7 separate regions of the Mus musculus genome follow, and all the other regions are linked to region 4. Evidence: chromatin loops called from intact Hi-C (ENCODE). Cell type or tissue: heart. All regions are shown on one strand.

Region 1 (4,000 bases), 610 kb before region 4:
TGCCTCATATTTTAAATCACAGCACTTGAAAAATAGAGGCGGGTGGATTTCTGTGAGTCTGAGGCCAGCCTTGTCTACAGAGTGTGTTCTAGGACAGCTGGGACTACACAGAGAAACCCTGTCTTGCCAAACAAAATACTTCCTTCCTTTCACAGAACTGAAAATTGAATATTTGGAGGCAAACTGGAGCTGACCTTCCATTTAGGTTAAGCTATGATGTGTAATGGCCAGTAGATGGCAGTACAGGATTAAGATTGGGCTCAAGCCCTCCTTAAAGCTCCAGCCAGTTATTCTCTCTGCTTCAAGCAGAGGCAACAGTCCTGGTAGAGGAAGAAAGGTGGAAACTCAGTACTGATTTGTGTCCAAAGTCAAAGACTGGGTTGGGGAAACAACATACTAAGCTACATCTCCAAACCAACAGCAATAAAACTTCTCTCTCCCTCTCCTCCTTCTCTCCTTCTCCCCCCTCCCTCTCTGCCCCACTCCACCCCCGCCCCCCCTTCTCAATTTCTCTATCTTTCTTTCTGGTTCCCTGTCTCTTCACTCTGCCCGTATCTCTCCATTGTGTCTCTCTGTCTCTGCTTGTATCTCTTTTTTTTCTTTGTTTTGTTTTGTTTTGTTTTGTTTTTTGAGACAGGGTTTCTCTGTGTAGCCTTGGCTGTCCTGGAACTCACTTTGTAGACCAGGCTGGCCTCGAACTCAGGAATCTGCCTGCCTCTGCCTGGGATTAAAGGCATGCGCCACCACTCCCGGCTGCTTGTATCTCTTTCTTCACCCTCTGTCTCTCTGTCTTTGTCTCTAGCAAATAATATGCCCCTCCCCCAGGGGTGTGTGTGTGTGTGTACCTTTGCCATACCAATACCATTGTGTGGACTTTTGGGGGAAAGCTGTATAGAAGCTGCGTAGGCACAGGGAGATGGGTCAGGATGCTACTGCAGCCAGCCGTTAAAGGTGAGAGGAGAGGTTGTTTGGACTGTGGTTTAGGGGAGGGGGCTTAGAGAGAAGCTGCTGGATCCTTGCTGTAGAGTTCAAACTGAAGTCAACAAGATTTAGGAGGTGGGTTTGCCTGAGGGAGATCAAAATCAAGGAATGCTAGGTAACTTCCCAGTGTGTGTACATGCATGTGTGCACGCGTGGGCGTGTGTGCATACATGAGGTTGTAGAAGTGAAGTCTGAGAAGAGAACAATACAAGTGAACTCAAAACACCAGAATCAGGAGCTAGAAAGATGGCTCAGTGACTAAGGGCACCTACTGCTCTTGCAGGGGATCCCAGTTCAATTCCCAGAACCCACACTGTAGCTCTAAACGACCTGGAAGTTCAGCTCATGGGGTCAAATGTCTCTTGACTACAATGCACTCACCTCTCTTTCTTTCACACGCGCGCGCGCGCGCACACACACACACACACACACACACACACGTGTACATAGTTCAAAACAAAGAGACCACAGATGGAAACCCAGTGTGGTAGAGCTTATTCATAATTCTAACACTTTGGAGGAAGATCTGGGAGTTCAAGGCTGGCCTTGGCTAGATGAGACCCTGCCGCCAAAAAAACGACACTGTGGCTAAGAAGAGCAACTACTGCTCTTGCAGAGGATCTGAGTTACTTCAGCTCCCAGCACCTACACCCAGGACTCACAACCAGTCATTCATGGGCGCTAGGCATGTGCGTGAACATGCTTACATTCACACACATGTATAAACACACACAAAAATTAAAATAAAATAAATATGTAAAAGAGCTCCTTTTAAAATAACGGAGTAAATTTTTAGCAAGAAGAACGCTGGTAAAGGAACTGGTCTTTGCTAGGAAACACAGATGGTCCATTGTGTCAGGACTGGGAGCATATGACAGGGCAATGGGCAGTTGCCTCTTGCCCAGGGGGCGCTGTTGCCTACCCTGCCCTTCTCCTATGGATTCTGAAAGAGCGCAAATCTCCTATGTGCAGACACCTGTGTCCTGCGTTCTCTGTAACTAACACCCACCCTACGTCTACTCTGTAGTTATGACACCCAGTGGCATAGCTGGAGAGATCAGAATTTCCACAAAAAGTTTAAGAGGTGGGTGAGGGACTGGAGACTGTGCGGTGTTGGGCCACCCAAGTAGGGAGACTCAGGAATGCAGGCTGGCCATCCACAGTGTCCAGCCTCCCGCTGGGATTAAAGGGCACAGCTAGGGTACCTTAAAGGAGATACTGTGTTGGTGGGGACTAGCAAAGGCCCTTGCTGTGGGCCTGTAGGTAGATGCTATCCCCGGCAGTACCCAAGGCATCATGATTTGGAGCAGTGAAGGTGGGGTCTTTGGCTGGGCAAACCACCTTTGTTTCTTCTGAGTAGGTTACCATCCCAGAGTTCAACTGAAAGGGGTGTGTGTGTGTGTGTGTGTGTGTGTGTGTGTGTGTGTGTAAATTTCGGTTCCACTAATTTAGTGTCTTTTTTTTCCCCCCTGCCCTTTGCTCTACCCTATTCTGGGCCACTTTTCTTTCCCCTCCTCTTGTCCTCTCTGCAAGAGTAGAAAACACATCTCACTGTTGGGTGAACATTAACCCAGGCGATGCTTTCAAGAGTGAAGATAAACCCTAGGAAGAGTGAGAAGAGAGATGTAAGGGCAAGAAGGTTTGTGGGACACTGCTAGGCAGCGCTCTCTGGCTTCAAGCTCCACCCATGCGCGCTGGGAGGCTGGTGAGGGACAGTGAGAGAAAAGACCTCCCCATTTCCTAGAATCCCACCTATAACTACTTCATTGACAGCTTGGAGTGCCCGGGAGGACGTACAGTAGAACAATTGGATCCCCCTTAGGGAGGGGATTCGGGGGGGGGGGCTGTTTGAAACTCAGAATAAGAGAGGCTAGATTGGGGGTGTGCAGTCTTTTAGTAGCAAAGAGATGCCTGACTCCCCTGCAGCAGCCCCAGCTGTGTGTCCATCCTGGAATTGGGTAGATGTGGGGCAACCCTGCTCAGGTCCTGGCGTGGCACCACCAGCCCCTGGCCCCCTGGGTGGGGAATTTAACACTCACATTTTCGCACCACACGGAAAAGCCCGGCTACAAGCTACAGTACAGAAGAGAACTCCCAACTCTGGGTGGCCTAGAGTCAGGGTACCCATGAAAGGGGAGTCAGAAACAATGGTGTTGGAAGACTGGGATTGGTGGCCTGACTGTCCCTTATGTTGGGGGGGGGGCTGTGGGTTTAAAGGGAAGGGTACACCTGTGACCTAGGGCCGATGATCTCACGTTTGTTTTCTGAGTCCTCAGTGAATGTCCGTTTTTAAAATATTTTTTATTTTTTATTTTTATTTATGAGTGCGTTTGTCACTTGTTTTTGTGCTTCGGTATCCAAGGAGGTCAGAAGAAACTGTCCAGGATTCCTCTGGAGCTAGAGTCCCTTCTATGAGACTCTAGCCATGAGTTAGCTTTTGCAAATGCTTTTTTTCCCCATCTTGTTATTGGGGAGGGGGGATGGGGCGGGGGGGGGCTACATTTGAGGAAGCGAGGGCTGCACCATGTTTAAAAGGGATTTTCCTCTTTGTGGGGTATTGAGATACATTTACTAAAGGACGTTTGAATTATTTCCCATTTCCAACAAAGCTTCACTTATTCCCACTGCCAAAGATAGACACCTGCTTAGTGAAGATGGGGGATGGGGGCTGGCAGTTATACCTTGTGGTTCCACTTTCGTGGACTTCCTACTAACATGAACTGCTTGGACATTTGGTGCCAGGTTGTGGGGAAACCAGTTATAGTAAGTTAGGTGTGAGGGCCCTTCCTTTTTACGGAGAGCTGTCCTTCTGGCCACATTTGAGATCTTATTGATCCCTAGAATTCCATTTCGTTCTTTAGGGTGCTTAAAAGACACAGTGTGCCAGAACACCCAAGAACCCCCTGGTGTTGGCATTAGAAACCCCGGTGCTACACCATAGCTAGGCTTTCAAGGCCTCCATGAACAAAAGCTTTTGTCCACTTGGGCTCTTTTGGGTTCTGAAGTCAGTAGGAGAAAG
Region 2 (4,000 bases), 78 kb before region 4:
ATGTAATGTTTACAACAAACCAAAACATTTGTGTATACATTAATTTCCAGTGGCTCCTATAAACAGCACAGTTCTAGCCACATCTGTATGCTCACAGCAACCCGTTTCTTACTGTGCACTCTGGACGCCAGAACTTTGAAATGGGTGTTAAAGAGATTATTCTTTTGGAGGGTCTGGGGAGCTCAATTTTTTGTTTTGTTTTGTTTTGCCTTTTCTACCTTAGAGGTTTCTCATGTTCCCTGACCTCAGCTTCTGTGTCTTTAGGTCGCAGTGTCTGGTCACTCTTACATCCCTCAGATACTAGTTTCCTGTCAGTCATTGACACTTGGGGGTTGGGGGGAGGCCCATTTGGATAATCCAGGGTAATCTCCAAACCAAGGCCATTTGATTTTAGCAACTTTAAGCCCTTATGCAACCTTAATTTCCCCTTGCCCTGTAGCATGGTATTTACATACTCTGGGGATTAGAGTGTGACACGGGTTGGGGGTGGGCTTTTCTTTCCTGCTACCGTAGTGTGTTCTGAGGACTGTAGCACGGGCTCATGTAGGATGGGCGGAGTGTTTGAGCTCTTTTACAAGTATTACAAATGAGGTTCCTTGAGTCCTGATACCATGCTTAGTCTCAGCAGAACAGTCTCTCCTGAGGGAGGCGGCTTCCAGAATCTGTAAGCAAATGCAAACTCTGGATCTTGAGGGGTCATGAGGTGGATGGAGTGGGTCGTACGTATACAGCGGGGTCTGGCTGCAGTTTTCACTTTGAAATCTCATGAGGGGCGGTGGCAGCTGGAGACACAGCTGTGCCTCTTCAGACCGTTCTCCCCCATTCTGTCCAGTTGCTCTGCTCAGGTGAAGCTGGGATTCCCAGCACAGTCTCTCTGTGTAGCTTGCCCTGGCTGTCCTGGAACTCCCTCCTTCTGTAGACCAGGCTGGCCCCAAACTCAAAGATCCACCTGCCTCTGCTTACCAAGTGCTGGGATTAAAGGCGTGCGCCACCACTACTGTTATTTTCTAAATTAAAGATTTTGTTTTTATATACGTGTGTCTGTTTTAATGTGTGCAGGTGCCCACAGACGCCAGAAGAGAGAATTTAGTTCCCTGGAGCCCCTCTGGGTGACGAAGCACCGAGGCTTCGCTCCTCCGGAAGCTGGGGCTGTTGGTTTACACTGATTAAAGAACTTTAGAACAAATCACCGTCAAGAGAGAGCTAGAATGTACTAAGGAAACGCTTTGATACAGACTGAATCCATGTTAAGGGAGGAGAGCCACATTGAAATGTCTTAGCCACAACTATACATAGTTTGTGGCTTTTGATGGTGCATTACACAAAGGATTTAAAACATTAAAAATGTTTTCATAGGGGCTGGAGAGATGGCTCTCGTTGAGAGCACTGGCTGCTCTTTCAAGAGGCCTGGGTTCGGTCCCCAGCACCTCCATAACGTCCCAGAGCCCCAGTTCTGTGGCATCCAGTGATTTTTTTTTTCCCTCCAAGGGCACTAGGTTCACACACGGTACACACACATACACGCCACAAAACACTCATACTTATAAAATAAAGTAAAAGTAAATCTAAAACAGTGTTTTGAACTGTTTTACTTGTTGCTTTGAGACAGGGTTTCTCTGTGTAGCCCAGGCTGGCCTGGAACGCCTCCCTAGTGCCAGGTTAAAGGCATGCAGCAGCACTGTCTGGTGACTGGGACTGTAAGGTGGCTGGAGGGCCATCTTGAAGGCTACCGTCCAAGAGTGCAGGTGAGCCAGTGAGACAGAAGAGGGCAGGCCGGTCCAGGGAGAGCTTCCGGACGTGCTCTACATGGACGGACGGCAGGCGTTCGACTGCAGGCATGCTTCTAAAGGTTGAGATATTTTCAGCCAGCAGGAGTAAGGGGCTCCTCATGTCTCTCTAATTTTACAACGGACTGTTAGGATTAGATTTGGAATCTCAGTAAAGCTACTGGCTAGGATGAGGCAAAAATAGGGACGGTTAGCAACTTAATTTTTCTCATTTTCCTCATAAGTCTAGAAGAAATTCAGCAGAATATGAGAGGACAAGGGGAAAAACATACTGAGGGGGCGAGAGGAAAACCACCAGATGTGTGTGTGTGTGTGAGCCGGATAAGGCCGAGAGTGCTTCATGTTCACTAGGTACATGTGGCCGGCCACACTTCGAGGCGAGCCTCGGCTCTCACCACAGTGTTGACCGGTGGGTGCTCCCCAAGAGTGAGTTTGTGGGGGGCCAGCTTGTGGGTGATGGAAAGCTTCTCATGTTGGAAGCAAGGGGGCTACTCTTGTCAACCCCATTTTCGAGTCTAGAGTTCATGGAACTTTCAGTCACTTCTAGGGTCTATATAACTGAGGAGCTGCACCGTGTGGACACAGCTAAGTTTATATTGAAGAGTAAAACCGTATTTGAGTTTGGACACAGTAAGCCTTACATACATTGGCTGTAGCGCCTCATTGGACGGTCGGTGTATTGATCCTAGCTAGCCCTTCTGCCTTCCTCGTACTGCACTCTCCCACAGTGTTACATCTCCTACACGCATCTGGGACGGGCGTCTTTATTAGTTCTTTTTAAAGGCAGGGTCTTGTGTGTAACCTATGCTGGCCGAGAAGTCTATGTGCTGCTGAGGATGGCCTTGGACTCCTGATTCTTATGTCTGCCACCCAACCCCCAAATCCAGCCTTCTTCCTACTGTTTTATTTTGAGCAAGGTCTGAGTTGGCAAAGCTGGCCTTGAATTTACCACTCTCCTGCCTCAACCTATACTAGTCAGGATTACAAGCCTTACAAGTCTGTGTCACCAGGCCCAGCTCTTAAAACATTCAGATACAGTTGAGTGGTTTAGCATATTCACGTCAGTTGTCGGGCATTTCTCCATCTCAGAAGGTATTCCTCCCCTTCAGCAGCCATCTGCACCTCCTTTCCCACTCTCCTCCCTTCCAGACAGCTACCATTTGCATATTATCTGTGCCTATTGTGACGGACTCTCTGCCCTTGGTATCATTTTCAGGGTCCCTCTGTGCTACAAGATGTACCCGTATTCTGTCACCTTTAATGGATTTGTTTTCTACTGTACTTACGTCACATGTTTTATCTGTGTGTTCATTGATGGCTTTGAGTTGTTTGTGCCTTTGTAAAGGTGAGAACTGACTCTGCTCTGTCCTTTACACGTGTGTGGTGTAGTTCACACTTTCCCACCACACACGCATGCGCACACACGCACAGCCTATTTTCCATTGGATGGCCTTAGCACCCTTGCTGAAAGCAAACAGAAATGGAGGAATATGCGGGTTTATAGCTGGGATCTTGGCTTCTGTGTTGTTCCGTGTTTTTGAAACAGTGTCAAGGCTGTCTTCAAACTTAAGTAGAGGATGACGTCACAGATGCCGGGTGACAGGCCAGTGCCTCCACTGCAGCTGAAACCTCAGCTCTGGTTCCTTGACTTGCTCACGTGGCTTTCCTCTAGTGTTACTGCTTTGATTATGGGTGCTTTGAAATCAGGAAGTGGGGGTTCTCAGACTTTGTTCTTCTCATGATCACAGTTGACTCTTCTGGGTCTCGTGTTAATTCTGCATGGGTTTTAGAAGCAGCTTATCAATGTCTAAACAATTGGCTGGAGTTCTGATAAGGGCTTGCATTGATTGTGGAGTGTTGCTATCAGATTTCTGATAGAGTGTGGGTGCGTGTTTTTTTTTTTTTTTTTCTTTTCCCCTCAATATCCTTAACTTTTTTCAGTAATTTTAAAAGAGTTTGGAGAGTATAAATCACCCTTTTCCCCTATGATCCTGGTGTATTTGGGTGGTTTTGACGAAATTGTGGTCTTATTAAAGATTGTTGAGTGCAAAAGATGTAGAAATAAGCAGTCTTATGTCTTATGCTCAGCTCCTCAGAGCCCGTTTGTTCCAGCAACTCTTGTATTGGCTTAAGACTCGTGGTATGAGACCGGGCTGTGGGTACAGACAGGCCAATTCTTCCTTTCACAGTGAAGTTTTTTTTAAGGATTTATT
Region 3 (4,000 bases), 140 kb before region 4:
TCCCCACCGAGTCTGTGCACCTTGATCACTTCTTTGCAGAGATGTTGGAACACATCACAGACGTCTTCGTAGTTCTCACTAGTAGAAATTTCAAGGAAGAGACTGCCCAGCTCATTAGCTAGCTGAAGGCCTTCGTGTGTCTGCACCTGCCGGGCATGCAAAAGGTCTCCTTTGTTTCCCACGATGAAGATGGGGGCTTTTCCATCAGGGTGGACCTTCCGGATGTGCTGGTAAAGGGGCCGGATGGATTGGTAGCTCTCATAGTCTGTTATGGAATAAACCAGCAGAAAGCCCTCTGCCCAGTGCACACTTTTGGTCAGAGAATCCACCATTTGACTGAGGCTGTCTTGGGCCTGGGAAAAAACAAAATGGAATCTGGTCAAAGAAGCTCAAACATGACACCGGAGTAGCCCCTGTAGGAACACTGGACAGAGAGATCACTGAGTATTGCTGTCTGGCTCTCCCTAGCTTCTACAAGAGGCTTTCTGCAGAAAGCCTCAGACAAGTGCTCAACCTGGATTATTTTCTGAGCTGGCCTGGATGTAGACTGGTAACCTACTTTTTCCACAGGCAGTCTCCAGTGAACTCTAACCACTTAAGAATAATTACAGACCAGAACGGCTTCGTTTTCAGGGAACTAATTCATAACAAACAAAACCCTGGAAACAGCCCAACATAAATATCTATTCCCAAGCCCATAAAAAAATATTTTTAGCAGTCAACTTCTTGAGAATGTTGCAGAAACAAATTCCATTCTCTGGGCTCTCCACTCAACCTTTTCCTCCCTAGAAGGGCTGAGCAATTAGTTAAGTTGCATTCCACAGTGATAGCCAAAAGGTTATCTGATTGCAATTACTGGCTTGAGAAAACATTCCCTAGCTTTTTTTGGGGGGGGGAGAGGGGGACAGCCCTAGCCAGGACGCAAACCCCACTCCCTCCAGAATCCCACCTACTCCATGCTTTTTTCAGTGTGGTGCTGGAACCCAGGAATCCTTACTACTGAACTGGACCCTTAGTTCCAAGGCTGTGGTTTTTAGATTGTCCCAGGATGTGCTCTGAAAGTGTCAATGCCCGCCCGCCTAGGCAGCTCGGGCACCAGTGGTCAGTCAGGGCTACTGCTGGGAGGGGGTGGCTCAGCCTGTAATCCCAACACTTGGGAGGCTGAGGCATCAAAGATTATAAGGAGTCCAAGCAAACCTGAACTACAAACCAGCCAGGGCTACACAGCAATCTTTAAAATAATTAACTAATTATAATTAGCATTTAAGAGGAAACTAGTTCTAATCAACCATTTCTTGCCACCTAGGAGGGCATCCAACATCCCAACCCTCAGCACACCTTGTGTGCCCACACCTACATATTGGGCATGCTGAGACATCTCACTGAGATCCTGGAGCCAAACACCTCAGCCTGCACCACATACCCTCCTGACAGTCCTTACCTGAATGCCTCCCGGAGTGTCCTGGATCTGTAGGGATAGCTGGTCCCCCTCCACATAGACGAGTCTCGAATACAGTTTGCCTGTACAACGAAGAGGAATTTGCATCTAAGTTCCCACGGCCCCATGAGCAAAATAAAGAGAGAGGGGTGGGGAGGGCAAAGAGATACAAGTACAAGAGCCAGGAAGCACGGAAACATTCTTGCCTGTGTTGGGTTCGTAGTCGCCGATGAATCTCTTGGTCAAGAAGCGCACAATCATTGCTGAAAAAATAAAGTAGGAAAATCAGCTGAAGAAGTGGGTCAAGCTGTTCCAAACTGGGCCCTCAAAGGAACAGCACGCGTCCCCCCAGGTTCCCGGGACAAAGCCCCGCCACCGCGGAGTGCCTTTCCCCGCGGAATGTGATGGACCGGACTAGAGCGACACTCAACAGGCACCAACCCCGTCCAGAGCTCAGAAATGGACCTCTGAAGCAACAGGCAGGGGTCTTCCTGCATCCCGGCATCCCGGCATCCCGGCATCCCTGCGGGTGAAGACCCTCCGCTGTCCCTGGGCGGCTTTGCGCGCCTTTGTCCCACTTACCGCTCTTGCCCACACAACCCGCTCCCAGCACGGCCAGCTTGATGTCCTTGGGCAGGAGGTAGTCAGAGGAGGACTCCGGGATGGGGGCCAGCAGAAAGTGCCCAGACATGGTGAGCGGCCGCATGGGCGCGTCCCGAGACCGCGTTGCACGAGAGCCGCCTGGATACGCGCGGACACAACAGCGCCGGGATGTGGCGCGGCCAGCGGTGCTGCCCAGGCTCTTGGATTTTAAAGAGCTCCGGGAGCGCGGTGGCTGCCTCTGGCGCCTCCTTTTCCCCGCCCCTTCCTGGAAGGGTGGGAGCAGCGCCCGAGCAGGGGACTGTCACCCGCGGGCGTGCGCTCCTCAAGGCTGCCTGACGCGCTCTGCCCGCCCAGCTGCGCGGGTTCCTCCCGGTGCAGCCCAGGGGAGGCCTTTGCTCAAATTGTATTTGCCGTGTCCTGGAGGCAGCCTCCAGTCTGGAGCACCAGCCTAGAGCATGAATCTGAGCCACCGAAAGAGCAAAAGTTTCAATTGGCTGGATGTTTCTAGGACAATGGGAAAGAGATCCCTTTTTGTGTCTTTGTCAAACAGTCCTAATGAGAACCCTGATTTTGATCTTCAGCATCCTGTACACTGAGTGTGGTGGCACACTGGCATGCTATCCTAGCGCTTAGCGGGTAGAGGCAGGAGGGTCAGAAGTTTAAGGTTATTCTTGGTCACATAGAGGGTTTGAGTTCAAGGCCAGTTTGGACTACGTAAAACCCGGTCTCAAATATAAACAACTAAAAAATTTAAAAGGGTCCTGAGGGGTGACATCACTGAGGAAATGGGTAGAGCCAGGGCAAGGTTCCTAATTAACTAATTGAGTATGAATCAAGGTAATTGCAGTCACTTCCCTGTGAACTCCCTTAGGGGGCAGTCATGCCCACAGCTCAGCATCCAAACACAGCCCCTTTCTGCTGTGAACAGATTTACTCAAATTCAATGAGCAACACACTTGGGGCCTGGACCTACCTTACTATTCAAAGATTTCCTGGTAGGTACATGGTGGAACTCAGGATAGGGCGTGGGGAGAAGGGCCCAGAAGATAAACATGGCCTTGTTCTTGGATGCCACCATGACAAGGCTGTGTTTTAGTCTCATCTGCCCAATTGTCTAGACAGTCCTACCCTCATTCTTTCCCTTTTTCCTTCTTAGTTTTATCAGGTAGCTTGAACGGCATGACAAATCACACAGAACTCAATGGCTCGCTCCAACAGACTTTTCTTTCAAAAGATTTATTTACTTTCATGGGTATTCTATCTGCATGTACACCTGCATGCCAGAAGTGGGCATCAGATCCCATTATAAATGGTTGTGAGCCATTATGTGGTTGCTGGGAATTGAACTCAGGACCTCTGGAAGAGCAGCCAGTGCTTTTAACAGCTGAGCCATCTCTTCAGCCCCCCTCCCTCCCCTTTTTCCCCAGACACTGCCCCCGATGCCACATACTCCTGTTCTTCCTAATCTATGCCAGGCTCTGACAAGCTTGATTGAGCTCTCTGAGGCCATAACTGAGAAGTTATGAGCCCTAGGGAAATAGGCTGAGTTGCTCCATCACCAACTCACTCAAGTTTGGCTCATTGGGGAGTTTGGCAAGGCTTGTCCCCAGAGTGGCAGAGCAGAGCCCCAAGACGGTGAGGGAAAGTAGACAAGACCTCTGGAGGCTGGGTGGCTCTAGGGCAGAACCCATCATTCCTGGTGCACTCTGTTGACCAAAGCAAACCCTGATGCCAGCATGAGTTCAGAAGGTGGAGAAATGATGCTTTAGCCCTTTAAGGTCAGAGCAGCAAGCCATATTGGAAAAGGGCTAGCACGTAGAAAGTGACAGACAACTAGGTCTAGTTTTGCTGTCGAACATGCCAATAAATGGGCTTCCATACACGAAGTAGCCCAAGCCAGGTTCTGTGACTCCTCCTTGACCCCAACCTGTCCCGTCGGTTGTGGCTGTTTACGTTTAA
Region 4 (4,000 bases):
ATATCCCTAATCCCACCACGTAAGACAGCTGGGGCATGGCTGCATATACCTGTGAGCTCAGCAATCATAAGTAGAGATGTGCAGATCCCGAGAGCGTGCTGGACACTCAGGCTGGCTGAAGCAGCAAGCTCAGGGCAACGCAACATGGACAGTGGCAAAGGATGACACCTGATGTCCTGCCCCAGCTGAGAGTACTTATATACACATGCAACACACACACACACACACACACCACATAAAATAGTGTAGAGAGTTTTGAAATAGTTTATCCTTGAGCAGAGACCTGAAGTGGCATATCTGTAAAAAATCTTCAGCACTTGGATCAAATGGTCTTTATTATTTGTCTTTCTTTCATCTTCACTGGGAACCCTTAAGGTTCTGATAGCTGAGGCAGCAGGGTGACCCCACATCTGGGCTCTTGGGTAAGCACCATAGCTTGAGGCACGTCCCTCTTCACCACACAGTCTGTTTCTACAGTCGGGGCATGTACCAACCTCACTGGGAATCTTCTCCTGACACACAGGCGATGTGGTGCTGGCTGAGGACTCAGGCCTCACACCGTCAGGACCCCACCTGCTCCCCGCAGCCTCAGACACTTCCTGTTGCCATGACTTCCTTACAAGATGCGCTCCTTGCTTCTGTGGCTTCTAGCAAATCTCGTTTTGAAGACTCTGTAGAACAGGGGTAATTGTTAACACCTGCCCTCACGGAGCTGTGACAAAGCGCACACACACTGTGCTTCCCTTGGGACCAGCCACGGGCCACATGCCTAGCACAGTCAGGCAGAAGTGATAACAAAGGCAGAAAGGCAACCATAGGATCCTACTTCTTATTGTGGAAGGTGCCTAAAATAAAACAAGCCATGGCAAAAGAAAAATTCCGTTGAGCGGGAATTGGCTTGTGGACTGCAGGAATTAACAGTGGTGTGTATCCTCAGAGCTGGTCGCCTCACTGTCAAAACCGGAGCTCACGGTAGAGGCCGGGATTTGTTGGAATCCTTGTACTGAACACGACCCTTTGAGCAGGAGACCTAAAAGGGAAGGGATCTAGCTTTGGTGGCTGGGGATATTGCAGACAGATGGATTCAGAACTGCTGCGTTCTGAGACCTTGCATCCAGGGAACCGGTAACCGTCAGCATCCTGAATATCAACGGGATGTCTTTGGGGTGTCTCGTTGCAGAAGAGAATCACTCACGTTTACCCTCTTAGAGCTCTATATTAACTCTCAAAAGTATTAAATAGCAAACGGTTGGTTTTTTCCCCCCTAACTTAGAGATCTTTGTTTTGATGAGCTGGGATGGGGGGGGGGGGGCGGGTGCGCGAGGTCTGGAGACAAGAACAGAGAGGAGGCGCTAATTTCTAGTCTTCACTAAAGGTTAAAGTAAGAGTCAAAATAATTCCTGTAAGACTTTTGGTCCATCAGGGTCTCGCTGTGGCGGGGAGAGAAGCGTCCTCCCACACTGGAGACTCCTTCAGGTCTTTTTGACTTTTGGCTGGGAGAAGCTATTTCTTAGCCAGTCAGGTTGCTCCGTGGAGAATGATTGGTGTTATGCTGCCACCTACCGGCTGATTTGGCAGTTACATGCAGTTGCGAGTTGCTATCAGAAGTTACACATCCTTTGTCTTTAAAGTTAAAAAGTCTTTAGTTTCCCATACTCACAGCGCGGGGTTATGGGGAAGCCGCCTTCCTGGACCCTGAGGGCAGCTTGCCCTCTCTGTCCTTGTCACTGGGCTCTCCGGGCATCCTGACCTAGGGATCTCTTGCCACTGTGTTGTGTATCATGGGTTCCAATTGACTTTCTGGGCCTCTATTTTGCGGTGGAACTCTCTCTGTCCACTCTGAGAGAGAGAGAGAGAGAGAGAGAGAGAGAGAGAGAGAGAGAGAGAGAGAGAGAGAGACAGAGACAGAGACAGAGACAGAGAGACAGAGAGAGAGACAGAGAGAGAGACAGAGAGAGAGAGAGAGAGCAGAACGCTGCAATGACCTATTTTGCGGTGGAACTCTCTCTGTCCACTCTGAGAGAGAGAGAGCAGAACGCTGCAATAACCTCAGACCTAAACATAGTCATTGCTTTTGACCCTAGAGCCAACTTGGTTTCTTGCTGGGGATTAAATCATTCAGGGAAAACATTTCCCAACAGGCTTCCCAGAATCTACTGCCGCTGCCAACATTCTTGAGCCTCATATAAACAAGATGCCCCCAGCAGAGGAGCTTTAGGGGTGGCGGAAGGGTCATATCATCTGTGTGCCAGGATCATAGACAAGATTAAGTGCTGATTTGAGTGGGAGAACGGGGCATCATTTATATGGTGGGGGAGGGGTGGGTATGTGAGGGTGGGGTACGGTAAGGGTTAGAGGGGCCAAACAGTGAGACTAGTCAGACTCCTGGCAATTCTTGGGAGGCAGACGGATTGTGAATTTTGGGTCAGCCTGGACTACATAGCAAGACCTTATGTAGTAATATAATAATAATAATAATAATAATAATAATAATAATAATAATAGCAACAACAACAACTCATCAATGAAACACTATACACAGCCAATACACAAAGATATCAAAGACATAATGTTGAATGATAAAAAGCCAGAGACTTAAGGGTACCCTGGCTGTGAATACGTTTATTTAACTTCTAAAACCAGATACCACAAATCTACAGCGCTAGACGTTCAGATAATACTTCTGTCGGAGCAAAAGGCTGAGGGGATTGACTGACTGAGTGTGGGAAGGGGATGGGGACACCAGGACACAGGAACGCTCTTCACCAACGATTGTCTGGCTGCTGCATGCACAAACATGTACACACACAACATTCTGTTAGAATGTGTGCATCTTACTATCCACATGACACCAATTTAGAAAGAAAGAAAGAAAGAAAGAAAGAAAGAAAGAAAGAAAGAGAGGGGGGAGGGAGGGAGAGAGAGAGAGAGAGAGAGAGACCATCCTTTTTAGCCACTGAGTAATATCACTGACTGGTTGTCTGCTGGTAGCATGGAACAAAGCCATAGGACAGATTCACCCAGGTACTCAATCAGCCCTTGGGCCTGGGTCAATGGGAGTGGCTATCTGCACATCTCATTTTAGCCCTAGATTTAAAAATTAATTACGTTTGTTTGTCTCCTAGGCACCACTCTTTAAAACAGTAACAATGTGGGCCAGAGAGATGGCTCAGTGGTTAAAAACACTGGCTGTTTTCACAGAGGATCTGGGTTGGGTTTCTGGCTCTCAGTTGGCACACAACCATATTAATCTCCAGATCCAGGGGGAATCTGATGCCCTCTTCTGGCCTCCTTGGGTACTGCATGCATGTGTTGCGCATAGCCACATACAGGCAAACATTCATACACGTAAAATAACCATCCCTTCATCGTACACATAAAATTGTACACATAAAACCACCCCTTCATCATACACATAATATAAAAATAATGATAAAAATCATTTTTAAAATTACAGCAATCTTTGTCCCAGCTGCCATGTGGCCCCTTTCCTAGTTTGGGGAAGGGGGCCTTCAGATTCCTTGAGAAATTCTCATTGCCCTGTGACTCTCTTACTTATGGTAGAAGTGGGGCCAGCCAGACCCTGCTGTCGTTAGCATCAGGTTGAATGGAGACGGAACGGAGCTCTGAGAGAGCTAGCTCCAGGAATGATCAATTCTCAGACATCCACTTTCCAGGAAGTGGAAGGCCTCTGGTCTGCCACGGGGCTGTGCTGGCTTGAGGGCCACTCGGGCTAAGCTGGGTATGGAAGATACTGATTACAAAGCCATTTGTAACCCGTGGTTGGGTAATATAACCATCCCTTCCTCAGCGTGCTGGCCACAGTTCTCTGCCAGGCCAGGAGTTATGGGTTTTTTATTGGTGCTACAGGGGTGATATTTGAGCAGCCTTAGCGCTTAGTCATTTCTGGTTATCAGTGAACTGTAATGTTTCAAACTGCCGGGGGGATGGTCAGAGATAAACTTGGGCCAGCTGCAGACTGAGTGGCGCCTGTGACTGG
Region 5 (4,000 bases), 87 kb before region 4:
TGAGGTTGGAGGCTGGAGCCGGGACTTTAAACTGGGGACTGGTACCGGGAAGCGAGGGGATTGTGCCAGGGGAAGGGACGCGGCATTTCCTTGGGGCCCTGCGCGGGGCAGGGCGGGGGTCTGCGGCAGGAAGGAAGGGTCTCGATCCTACTGGAAGACGGAAGTCCTGGCGGAGTTCCTCCTCGGGTTAGGTGGAGCCCCAGGCCCTGGCTCGGGAAGGGGGCGTGTGAAGGTGGAAACTTTTAAGAGTGCTGTTGAAATGTTTTCTTATTTTCAACTCTCTGAAGCGATAGGAACTCTTGCGGCTTCCAACCTGTGTCCGTCCAGATGGCAGCCTTGTCTCTGGGAATCTGTGTTAATCTTGAAAAGCTGCATTCGCTTTCCTGTCATTTGTTTATTTTAATAGAGCAGACACCGCTGTGTGGGGTTGAAGTACACAGATTCCCCCGAAAAAAACGAAACGCGCGCGGGTGGGTTCCAAACGTGTTTTTGTGCATTGCCAGAAGCACCACGGCTTCCCACGTGATAAAGCAAATCCATTACCTCCTTTATGAACTTCGCCGTAGAGATTGTGATTTATGAATCAATGAAAAAAGTTACTCTTTGCAGTGTGGGTCTGGAGTTATTTACCAAAGACCTGCACCTGCTTCATCTCCGTTTTTGTGTTCTGGGTTGTATCTAGGAGATTCTCCAAACCATCTTCCACCTGCAAGTGATCTGTGGTTGTGTGTGAGTGTGTGTGTGTGTGTGTGTAAGGAGTGGAGAATCAGGTAGGAAAAGTGGACTCTGTGCTACTTTCTGTGGAACAGTATTAAAAAAAGGGGTGGAATAAGTGGACTTAAAATCCACAGCATCAAAAAAGTCGGAAGATTATGGAATCACTGAAGGCTCCATTTTCCCACGTGGGTAATTCTTCTTTCCTGGGGTTGAGAAGGGGGCTGTGTTTACAGTTACTGGGATTGGTTGTGCTAATTAGACATGCCACATGGGATAATCGAATCTTTCATAGTGATAATTTTGCCAGATTGCTGAGCTCCGTGTATTTTGGGGTCATGGTTCATTGACAAAGTCGAAGGTTTCAGGAGTGGTGTGATTCCTGTAGTCTGTTCATTCACTCAGTTTAGTCAAGTATCCATCTAGCACCAGCTGACTGGAACTGGGGCTACAGCAGTGATCCAGACAGTTGCCACAGCAGGGCTTTTTATGGCATGCTTCTAGCCCAGGACTTTGGGTGTAGAAAGATCACACTTTCCAGGCAAGTGTAGCTAAGACCTCCTGTCAAAAGAACTGACCCTCCCTAACCAAAGATAATGCCCACTTTCTTGTGTTTACTACTACTTGAGGGAGACAATACTCATGTATGTAATAATGTAGCACAATCAAATAAGAGCAACAAAGGGCGTGGTGGGTTGTGGCACTCTCAAGGCAGAGACAAGCAGATCTCTGAGTTTGAAGCCAGCCTGGTCTACAAAGTGAGTTCCAGGACAGCCAGAGAAACCCTGTTTCCAAACCAAACAAACACCCCCCCCCACTTCCCCCAACCCCCCAAAAAACCTAACATCCACAAAACAACCCCAGAAAAGAGCAGCAGAGGACAGAGCCCTGCCAGGGTTCTCTATCCAGAGAGAGGCTGATGTCCACTCCCAAGCTCACTCTCCTTAGGGCTTCTGCCCGGGTCCGGTAATTGCACATGGTGTGTGTATGCTTTTTGGCAAATGCATAGGCATCCATGCCTGGCCAGAGTGAGACTGTTAGAAAGGTGCTATTAAGATTGGGCGTGTCTGTGTTCTTACTTGAATAAATCCTACTACCCTCCCGGAGTAGGTTCTGAGCATCAGAGTGATTTGCAGTTTTGAGTGTAAGGGAGCTTGCTGTCCATCTTCTGAGAATGAATTGAAAGTGAAAATGAGAAACAGCCTGCTTGTAGGTTCTGTTTTGCTTGGAATGTGAACTGTCCAGCGAGTAACTCTCTTCAGCAGGTCACGTGACCTGAACAACACCCTGCCTTAGACAGTTGCACAGGACTTTTGTGATCTCGGGAGTACTGTGCTGTCTATGGTCCCCCTTACCTTTCAGTAGTTCATGGTGGGGGGGTTGTTTGTTTGCTTGATTTCCACCTTTGCTGCAGTTTTGAAACAGGGTCTTCTGTAGGTCACGCTGAGTTTGAATTTGGTATGTAGTGGTGGCTGGCCTTGAACTCATGATTCTCCTGCCTCTACTTTCCAGTCACTGAGATATCAGGCATGCACCATTACACCAGGTTTAGACTGAGGGGTTTAGTGAAAAACTTACCATTTATTTATGCCATTTGATTGGAGCATTAACATCTTCATACAGTGCAGAGAGGCCTTCATTTACTCACAAGGTGAGTTTGAAGTAGAGGGAGGGAAGGCTGAGTGAAGCTGTGGAACAGTGGAGGGAAGGGGACTCAGAAATGGATGCGTCAGCAGGTCAGAAACAGAGAAACACTTGATGAATTGAAATTTTATTCTGTTAAGTATGGAAGTTTACATAATTTTTTCACTTGTCAAAATAAGGTGCAGAGCAAACCTGCAGTAGCTTTATTGGGTGAAATAGATTACAAATAAGTCTTCAATATTTTGAATTTAGATCTTGATTCAGATCAGGCCTTGATTCAGATCACTGTTCTGCCTTTGTGTGAAAATGAGTGTGATGTGTTTGTCTTGGTGTTGTGGCCTGGCTCAGAGAGTGCCTGTCTTCAGACTGTCGTGAGCGTGCCTCCAGAATCGGTTCCCTACTGGCCACTCTAGTACACCTTCAGCTTGGTGTGCGGCTGCTCCTTACGGGAGATTACTGTTCTCACAGCCTGGTGCAGTGTGGTTCATGAACTGCTGAGTTCTGTACTTAGTAATCAGCGAACAGCAGAGGGTCCTGGTTGGAAATCAGCAGCAGCCCGCAGCTAATCCAGGTGTCCAGGATGTCTTCCGGAGACCAGGGCTGCCCACTGGGAGTTTGTAGCACTGGCTGAAGCTGGCCGCTGTCTCTGGTTGTGGGAGTCCTGGTTGGGAAAGACTTATTGGGAGGGAGATTGGATAGAGCAGAAACAAGGAGGTGAGCGGCTTCTCAGCTTGAGATGGCACTGGCTTGGCTGCTTGCCTGGCAGGAGGTGTGCGTGTGTGTGCGCGAGAGTGAGTGTGGGTGTGAGTGAAGTGAAAGCCACAAGGTAGGTGCTAGGTTGTACTGGACTCTGACGTGGAAACTATAAAGCACTTATTGCAGCCATCTCAGGTAAAGCTGGTTCCCTTGCCTTTTCTTGCTGCTGGGCTAGTATGCGTGTGTGGGCATGCAGCTTAGCATCATTCCAGAAAGGAGGGGGACAGCCCTAAAACTTAGGCTTTATCTGAAGGAACATGGAGAAATGAGCAGGTCACTGCCTTGCCTTCCTTTCCTCTGTGTCCCTCCTGCTCTCCACCCCCTTACTCCTTTCTGTGTTTGGAGAACTCCTGAATCTCCTGCTTCCACTTGTCAATCGAGCGATGAAATTAAAGGTAGGCTCCTCCATTCTTGGAGTGCTTCCTTTCTGCAGTCATCAGGATTGATAGTTTGACTTTTATGTCTCTGGTGAGAAACTGTTTCCCATAAAACATGTAGTGAGAAATGCCAGAAGGACGTTTAGGGACATTTAAGAAACTCTTAGATGTTCTGTCCTGATCCAAATCAAAATTCATTTATGTGGAGGCAGAGGAGAGAACTTGGGAGCCATAGTCCTTAGGTTTTTTTTGTTTTTTCTTTCTTTCTTTCTTTCTTTCTTTTTTTTTTTTTTTGCAATGTGTCTTCATTAGCTTGCTTTCTAATGAAGCCTGATGTTTGATTTTGGAATTAATTTTGGGTGATTGTTCATTCACAAACCCTTGAAGCTTGTCCAGTTTGTCACAGCTGTCCCTAGTTCAGTTATGGGATCATGGACTGGAGACCCAAGAAGCTGAGCTTTGGGCTGTGTATTCTATAAGCCTGTTTTCTGCCCCGCTCCCCAAGCCTG
Region 6 (4,000 bases), 200 kb before region 4:
CTCTGGGTCTGGGGCCCAGGAACAGGTATATGGCAGTGGAGGATTCTGGGACATCCCCCATCCAAATCTGGGCATCCTGAGGACAGGATATCCCGCCTAGCTCAGTCGGGTCTGTACCTAGAAATCAACTGTCCAGTACCGCTAGAGTCTAACCACTAACCAAAGGGTGAGAAGTCCCATGCAGATCCCTCGAAATGACGCAGTAAAGGATGTTAAAGTGATAATGGCCCACAGGATTGGGGGCGGTAGGGGGGGAGGGGCGAAACAAACCGTGACCTCCAACAGCAGAAGTCAGGACATGATCACCCCCCAGAGACCACTGACTTATCCTTAAAACCAACCGGAAGCAGTTGGAAGCAGCCCCTTCCCTGCCCAGCTCTCTGCTAAACCCGAGGTTCACCTCGAGAAATGACACTTCATCCCTTGGGATCTGGCGCCATCTGCTGACAGCCGCTGATACTACGTAAATGAACCTTTAAAAGTTAGCCTCCAAAACACAATGCATTACCTATGATGTTGTTCATTCCACACACAGGGGAGGAGGGCCCTGGCTCCCAACAAGGCAGAGAGCAATGCAGGCTATAAATGGTAGGACTCTCAGTAGTTGAAGGGCTGTGCTGTTCGAAGCGAAGCCACCATGATATGATGGGGTTTTTGTTTGTTTTGTTTTTATGGACAGCTCTCCTGGGGTGCGGGGAGTGGGGGGAGGTGGAGGTTACTGCCTAACCCTGAGGAGCCAGCAGGTGCAAGGAAGGGCTTCTGGGAGTATCCTTGAGGAAGGGGTGACCTCACAGTGTTATGGGGACAGAGTAAGGGCATGGGAGCTAAATTGAACAGGTAATTTGTGTAGGCAAAACCCTGAAATGTGCCGGGCAGTGGTGGTGCACGTCTTTAAGCCCAGCACTTGGAAGGCAGAGGCAGGCGGATTTCTGAGTTCGAGGCCAGCCTGGTCTACAGAGTGAGTTCCAGGACAGCCAGGGCTACACAGAGAAACCCTGTCTCAAAAAACCAACAACAACAAACAAAAAACAAAAACCCTGAAATGTGTGTTTGGGACATTCCATAAAATACGGCGGAGGAGAAAGTGTGTTCTGGTTATGTTGCTGAGAGGGAATTTCAAGCCAGATCTTTAAGAAAAGACTGCTCTGCAGAAGATGAAACTCTAATGGAAAAAATAAAGTAATATTTCCAGAGTTGTGGTTTAATTACAGAGGAATGAAGTCACAGGTTACTTTTAAAATTATGAGCTAATTTTTTTAAAAATGTCTGTCTCTTAGGCTAGAAGTGGCAGAGACGGAGCCTTTGGAACGGCATTTCTCAACCTGTAGGTCTCCACCCCTTTGCATGCAAACCGACCTTTTGACAGGGGCCGCATATCAGACACCCTGCATATCAGACATTTACATTATGATTCATGACAGTAGCAAAACTACAGTTATGAAGTAGCAATGAAGTAATTTTACAGTTGGGGGTCACCACAACATGAAGGAAGTGTATTAAAGGGTCGCAGCCTTAGGAAGGTTGATATCCGCTGCTTCGAAGTTACAGGAAGTTGTGAGCTACTCCATGTGGCTTCTGGGAAACAAACTACAGGGGCAGTGAGTACCCTTGACCCCAGCACAAGAACTACATTTATTCATTTGTTTGGCTGTGTAGCTCTGGCTGCCCTGGAATTCGCTATAGAGACCAGGCTGGCCTCGAACCCCTGGCCTCGAACTCACAGAATCCCATCCGCCACTGCAGTACAGGGCAACTAAAAATGCGAAGAGCCCTGAAGTAGCATGTGCTATATAATGTAAGCTAGGCCAGTTGGGTGAAGCCACCAGGTGGTGCTATTGTCTCAAAAAATGGCCACCATCCTCGTTACCCAAGAGGATGTGCAAACTTCTAAAACGTCTTCATCTAGAAGTATTTGCCAAGAATCCTGTGTGGTGGTGCACACCTTTAATCTCAGCACTTGGGAGGTGGAGGCAGGAGGATATCTAATTCTAAGGCGACAAATACATGAATCACTATTTCTGCATCTCTCATCTGAGCCTCCCATGTGAGCTCACACTTAGGCCCCGGGTGACTCTTGCATTCGAGTTACTGGCTTATATACAACTGGACATTCTCTATCTGGGTGCAAAGGATGTAGTTCGAGCCCTGAAAACTGTCTGCAACTGCAGTATTTCCTTCTGTGGCAAGAAGCAGAAAACAACAACAACCTAGAATTGGGCTGGTGAGATAGCTCAGTGGGCACAGGTCTTGCAGCGAAGTCTGATGAGTTCATCAGTCATGAACCAAATGATGAGACATCCTTTGACCTCCATACATGTCACACACACACACACACACACACACACACACACACACACACACACACAGAGAGAGAGAGAGAGAGAGAGAGAGAGAGAGAGATTAAAATTTATATTTATGTGTGCTTTGCCCACAGCACCTCGGGTCTGAGCCACACTAGGACTCCTTCCCTCATCTCCAGTTGATCTGCCGTGATCTTAGCTTCTGGCTCACTGATCGCTTAATACCCCACCCACCCGTGACAATTAGATAAGCTTCCCTTTCTGGCTGTGTAAACACTTCCCCGAGTCCGAGGTAGTGACCGTTGAGTGTCCAGCACCCCTCTAGGACTCTTGGAGGCAGAAGTACCCCAGCCATGGTCTTTAAGGCTATGGCTGGCCCTCATTTCCTGACCCCATTCTCCTACCGTTGGAGCTGCAATTCTGCAGTTCCCTTGGCCTTCCTGGGCCACTGCGCCCCTACCTGACCTTTTCTCACTCTCCCTTCGGAGCTGCCTGTCCTTCAGCTCCTCTAGGTCATTGCGACCTTTCAGTGCAGTTTCCTGAGGCCCTACTGGGTACCTTGACCCTTCCTATCCTGAGTTTATTCCACCCTCAGAAGTGCAACCCTGCAGTTTCTTAACTCCTGCTGGGCTACTGCAACTCTTCTACCTCTCTCGCTTTGGAGCTGCCCGTAAAGCCCACAACTCCTCTAGGCCCTCATGGGTTTTGCGAGTCCATTCCCAAAAGTTGCCTATGGATGAGGGCTTCTATGAGAACCCAGTTCTTGTCCTTTCCTTTTGGCTTCAGGGAAAGTCCTGATTCCAGGCTAAGCTGACTCCCATTGAGTTGTGGTGACGACCCACTGAACAGCTTGGTCCTCATTTTGTCCTCCCTGAGTTGGGAGAAGCCCACAGCTACAGTGACATTCTACTCCCCTTTCTTATCCATGGGAACGGTATCTTTCCTACCCTCATTCCTTTGGGATGCTTCTTAGAAAACCTCCCAACCGTACACCTGAAACCTGGCTTGAAGGGCCCTCGGGTCCAATCAAATTGGGCCTCAATATCCCTAAGACAATTTTTAAAAAAGATTTATTTATTATTATATATAAGTCCACTGTAGCTGACTTCATACACACCAGTAGAGGGCATCAGATCCCATTACGGATGGTTGTGAGCCACCATGTGGTTGCTGGGATTTGAACTCAGGGCCTCCAGAAGAGCAGTCAGTGCTCTTAACTGTTGAGCCATCTCTCCAGCCCATATCCCTAAGCTAATTAATCAATATGAATATCTGCCTAAAGCCACCCTTGATCTTAATATTAATCAGTATGTTTATAAATACTATCTATGAGCGATCGGAGAAAAGGACATTTCCCCATTCCTTATTTCTCCTTTCTCCAAACCCTCTTTGTCCCCCGCCCAACCCCCACTCAATGGAAATGTCCTGACTTCTAACTTACCATCAATGGCTCTGGTACTGCAGAGTTTGTTGCAAGGTGGGAGCCAGAAGCCCAACCCAGCAGGATGGGGAGAAAGCAAAGAGTAGCCCAGCTACAGCTTGCACACAGCCAGTCAGTCACTCCTCGCTGGCTGGTCAGTCTCTCAGCTCCCTCCTGTAGGGTCCTCTCTCCCTAGTCAAACCTCATTGGTTCCCAATCTCCAGGCCTGCTCCGTTCTCACCTAACTAGATTCGGTTTGACAGGATTGCAGGTGTCTTTA
Region 7 (4,000 bases), 620 kb before region 4:
TTGATACAGCTGGAGTTATCACAGAGAAAGGAGCTTCAGTTGAGGAAATGCCTCCATGAGATCCAGCTGTAAGGCATTTTCTCAATTAGTGATCAAGGTGGGGAGGGCCCTTTGTGGGTGGTGCCATCCCTGGGCTGGTGGTCTTGGGTTCTATAAGAGAGCAGGCTGAAAGCCGGGCGTGGTGGCGCACGCCTTTAATCCCAGCACTTGGGAGGCAGAGGCAGGTGGATTTCTGAGTTCGAGGCCAGCCTGGTCTACAAAGTGAGTTCCAGGACAGCTAGGGCTATACAGAGAAACCCTGTCTCGAAAAACCAAAAAAAAAAAAAAAAAAAAAAAAAAAAAAAAGAGAGCAGGCTGAGCAAACCAGGGGAAGCAAGCCAGTAAGTAACATCCCTCCATGGCCTCTGCATCAGCTCCTGTTTCCTGACCTGCTTGAGTTCCAGTCCTGACTTCCTTTGTTGATGAACAGCAGTGTGGAAGTGTAAGCTGAATAAACCCTTTCCTCCCCAACTTGCTTCTTGGTCATGATGTTTTGTGCAGGAATAGAAACCATGGACTAAGACAAACAGCTGGTGATCCATCTCTCCAGACCTTCTTTTCTTTCTTAGGAAAAGTTTATTGACTATACCACAAGAGGCAGCCTGCTGGGCCATAACTAGGGTACTACTTGCCATGTCTTCCCTTTAAAAAAATTTTTTTTCAGAAATTTGAAATCTACCCCCCTTTCTTTCCCTTCTAACTCCCCCTATGCTTCCCACAACTGCTTATCAAGTTCATGACTAACATCTTCCATAATTACTGTTTTACACACACACACACACACACACACACACACACACACACACACCCTAGTGGGCCCATTTAGTGTTGTTCTTGTGATCATGTCGTTAGGGCTGACACTCGGGATTGGATAGCCTAACACGGGGCTCTCCACCGAATGCCGATTCTCTCTCTCTCAGCCTCGATTGCCTTTACACATGGTCATCATGCAGAGACTAGGTGACTGTGGCATGCTCAGCCCCAACTGGTAAGTCTACAATGCAATCCCTACACTCAAAGCCCAGGGAACATCAGGACTGAGGCTGTGGAAAGATTTTAAGAGTAGGATGTAGGGGTGGGGTTAGAGGAATGGTGAGAGAGGTCATGTGAGGGGAGCCTGTGATTGGGATGTAGAGTGAATAATTAGAACTGTCTGTAACAGACACACATTCAGGCAAGACACCAATGCACATAAAAGAATAAATCATTAAAAAATAATAAATACGCCGGGCGGTGGTGGTGCCCGCCTTTAATCCCAGCACTTGGGAGGCAGAGGCAGGCCGATTTCTGAGTCCGAGGCCAGCCTGGTCTACAAAGTGAATTCCAGGACAGCCAGGGCTATACAGAGAAACCCTGTCTTGAACAACAACAACAACAACAACAACAACAACAACAACAATAACATGGGGGGGGGGGGAGCCAGAGACGACCAGAATGTCTGCTGCTAGATAGTGCCTTTTAGACAGGAATAGGGAAGTCTCACCGGTCTAATCTCACCAACATAGTTGTCCAGACCTGTATAATGACATCACCGGCTGACATGCCAATACGGATGGGGAAAACTTTACAAGGTTTCACCCCCTTTAACATCCTTTAGCCTGTAGGCTAAGGCCACCCCTTCAAGCAGTGCTTTATAGTGATTGTACCAGCAGGGGGCGCCCGAGCACCACAGTTTCCGAAACAGAGTGTCAAACACCAGGTTTGACTTGTTACTGCCCCTTGGTACCTAGAAGGGCAAATATTGGGCGAAAGGAAAACAAGGCGTCTTTGGGGAGAATTTGTCCAGGGTGCAATCGTTTCTGGACTCGCGATAATGAGCGCTTTTCGTGCTTGTTCCTAGTCCCACACTGAGTTCTCCTGAGATCAGAGCCCCTCTCCTTCCCACACACTAGGGCAGGGGCGCCTCTCTTTGTGGCGCATGCCCCTACCCCACCCCCTTGCTGTGGTCTGTGGTCTTTCTAATCTTTTCTAGGCTGTTTCCCCTCCCCGCTCCCCCCTCCATCCCCCACCCCACCCCTACCCCGTGAAGAACACCACCAGTAACAGCCTTAGATAAACTGCTGCTGTGATAAAACACTTACCAAAAACAATCTAGGGAAGGCAAAGGTTTGTTTCAGTTTATAGTTTATAGGCTGTTGTTGAAAGAATCCAAGCCAAGAACTCAAGGTGAGAACCTGGAAGGCAGATTCAACCCTCTCTTCTTGGGCACAAACACACACACACACACACACACACACACACACGCTTGTACACATACAAAATACACCTAATTAAAAAAATATTTTTTTAAACGAGAGAAGATAGCACACTCCACCAGAGGCACCTTACCCTGTTCTGTTTACACTAATTAAGTCTATGTGGTGTTAAGCATTTAGAGTTCAAAGAAAGATTAAAACGCAGTGCCTGTGCTCTAGAGCAACAGCAAGGACAGATGAGGTGCTTGTGAGTTACCGTGTGGGTGCTGGGGACAGAACCAGGGTTGTCCCTGAGGACACTGTCCTGGTAATCCAGGCAGGTCACAGGGCCACCTGTTTGGTCTGCATGTGGTACACAGATTACATGCAGGTAAAAGCATACGTGCACACAGACAAGATGGTAATGGCACCAAGTGTCTGTCTCATTACATACGGCCACCGCCGCCACCTCTTGTTATGGCAATGCCTCGGGTGGAATCATTCTTTCTGCAGAAGTCTCTGCTCTCCTGATCATAGCCTTAAGCGGAGGTGGCGGATAGCTCAGTATTCGGGTGCTCCTCGAGCATGCGTGAGACCCTGGGTTCTGTCTCCAGCACACATATTACCCCTACCACCAACAAAACAGTTAAACCTGTGTTTCTCATCGCAGGACCGTTCTGGATAAGCTCCTCCCAGAGATATTTAAACCAGGGTCAGCTGCCCTTGCACAGGGCCAGCATGTGTGTTCAGCAAACACAACCCATGAGGAGGAATTAGCTCACTCGCTCGATGAGAGCGGACCACAGGCAGGGCAGAACACTGCCTCCAGTCCAGGATCAGCCATGGACATGGTGAAGGTCAATTCCATGGACTTCGGAGAATTTGTGGATGTGTTTGGGAACATTGTTGAGAAATGCCCTCTGATTGCCGCTGCTGTCTGGTCCCAGCGTCCATTCTCTGGCTTGGAAGACTTAGAAAATCACTTTTTTGCCTTTATTGATGCTCTCCCGAGATCAGGTAAGACTTCAGGACCGTGTGCGCGAAGTCATTTTCAATATTGTATATAAAAATATTTTAGATTACTTTAGCCTCCTTACTCAGTTATTTAGCCGGGATTATTAGAAGGATCAGTAGACATCCTTTCAAACGCTAGTCTCTTGAAGGTGGACACAAGAACATGGGGGCGGGATGGGCAAGGTAGCATGGATGGCCGAGGACAGCGGAGGCAGAGGGAGGACAATCTCTGAGGTCGAGACCAGCCTGATCTAGAGCGAGTTCCAGGACGGCCAGGGCTATTGGAGGTCAAGAATGGGAACAGGGCAAAGGCCTTGGTGACTCAGAAGCTGAAGGCCCACTTTGGCAATGCCCTGGATGAAAGAGAGGATAGCGAGGACCTCCCAGGGACCCCAGAGAGGAACGGGAAGCGCTGAGCGATTTTCAAAAAAAAAGGGCCGGTTTGGACCAGACAAGGATGCATTCATTTAGATCCCAAGACTCTTTGCAGAGAGAAGTAAAATGGGAGCAAAGCAATGTTTTCTGGGGAGAGTGGGCCACAGGGTGGGGAGAAGAGGGGGTAGAGGTTTATTCAGGATGGCACAGCGGCCGAAGGTCCAAAGGTACATAGTCCCTGTTCATAGGCTACTATGGGTTCTGAGAATAAACCCGACATGCCCTTGGGGAACAAAGTCAGAGGGTAGGAGTCACCTGCCCTTGAGACTGTTCTTAGTCTTCGGTCAGGAGGGTGGTCTCAGGACAGAGCAGGCACTCGCAGCTGCGTTCAGTATGGC

The links. Hi-C counts contacts between places; a loop is a spot of excess contacts. Peaks named below come from ENCODE experiments on the same cell type or tissue, not always from the same donor. Only the 100,000 strongest peaks of a DNase experiment are listed, where the experiment ranks them.
Region 1: it touches region 4 in a loop (10-fold over the local background); 30 of 42 quality-filtered maps call a loop at or near these places.
Region 2: it touches region 4 in a loop (2.5-fold over the local background); 5 of 42 quality-filtered maps call a loop at or near these places.
Region 3: it touches region 4 in a loop (7-fold over the local background); 14 of 42 quality-filtered maps call a loop at or near these places.
Region 5: a loop joins it to region 4, with 4 times the contacts of the local background. A loop is called at or near these places in 7 of 42 quality-filtered maps.
Region 6: it touches region 4 in a loop (11-fold over the local background); 40 of 42 quality-filtered maps call a loop at or near these places.
Region 7: a loop joins it to region 4, with 3 times the contacts of the local background. A loop is called at or near these places in 29 of 42 quality-filtered maps.

The regions. Positions count from the first base shown.
Region 1 is chr5:147,316,113-147,320,112 of GRCm38, reverse strand. All of the region lies in intron 1 of Urad (ureidoimidazoline (2-oxo-4-hydroxy-4-carboxy-5) decarboxylase), which reads left to right. Among named protein-coding and RNA genes, the nearest start is that of Urad, 4.3 kb to the left of the region's middle. In heart, CTCF peaks have their summits at 225 (motif pointing right) and 1,853; no DNase peak of the experiment used is centred here; H3K27me3 peaks cover 3,337 bases.
Region 2 is chr5:146,781,258-146,785,257 of GRCm38, reverse strand. The region is part of intron 1 of Usp12 (ubiquitin specific peptidase 12); the gene reads left to right. Among named protein-coding and RNA genes, the nearest start is that of Usp12, 12 kb to the left of the region's middle. In heart, a CTCF peak has its summit at 1,762 (motif pointing right); a DNase peak (open chromatin) is centred at 3,417; H3K4me3 peaks cover 191 bases.
Region 3 is chr5:146,843,361-146,847,360 of GRCm38, reverse strand. It overlaps Rasl11a (RAS-like, family 11, member A), which reads right to left and starts at 2,290. Exons shown (of 4, transcript NM_026864.1): 1 at 2,021-2,290; 2 at 1,645-1,701; 3 at 1,442-1,521; 4 at 1-353. The coding sequence starts at 2,144. In heart, CTCF peaks have their summits at 2,201 and 2,915; a DNase peak (open chromatin) is centred at 2,240; H3K4me3 peaks cover 2,001 bases; H3K27ac peaks cover 1,631 bases.
Region 4 is chr5:146,703,743-146,707,742 of GRCm38, reverse strand. 4930573C15Rik (a long non-coding RNA gene) reads right to left here and starts at 3,906. Exons shown (of 2, transcript XR_868703.2): 1 at 3,556-3,906; 2 at 247-671. In heart, CTCF peaks have their summits at 1,571 (motif pointing left) and 3,284 (motif pointing left); a DNase peak (open chromatin) is centred at 1,662; H3K27ac peaks cover 2,401 bases.
Region 5 is chr5:146,790,277-146,794,276 of GRCm38, reverse strand. All of the region lies in intron 1 of Usp12 (ubiquitin specific peptidase 12), which reads left to right. Among named protein-coding and RNA genes, the nearest start is that of Usp12, 2.7 kb to the left of the region's middle. In heart, no CTCF peak of the experiment used is centred here; DNase peaks (open chromatin) are centred at 1,696 and 1,976; H3K4me3 peaks cover 1,281 bases; H3K27ac peaks cover 559 bases.
Region 6 is chr5:146,902,423-146,906,422 of GRCm38, reverse strand. No RefSeq gene overlaps it. Among named protein-coding and RNA genes, the nearest start is that of Gm10858, 7.3 kb to the right of the region's middle. In heart, CTCF peaks have their summits at 436 (motif pointing left) and 1,824 (motif pointing right); a DNase peak (open chromatin) is centred at 362; H3K4me3 peaks cover 351 bases.
Region 7 is chr5:147,321,387-147,325,386 of GRCm38, reverse strand. Urad (ureidoimidazoline (2-oxo-4-hydroxy-4-carboxy-5) decarboxylase) reads left to right here and starts at 2,947. Exons shown (of 2, transcript NM_001039678.2): 1 at 2,947-3,230. The coding sequence starts at 3,056. In heart, a CTCF peak has its summit at 1,683 (motif pointing right); no DNase peak of the experiment used is centred here; H3K27me3 peaks cover 2,202 bases.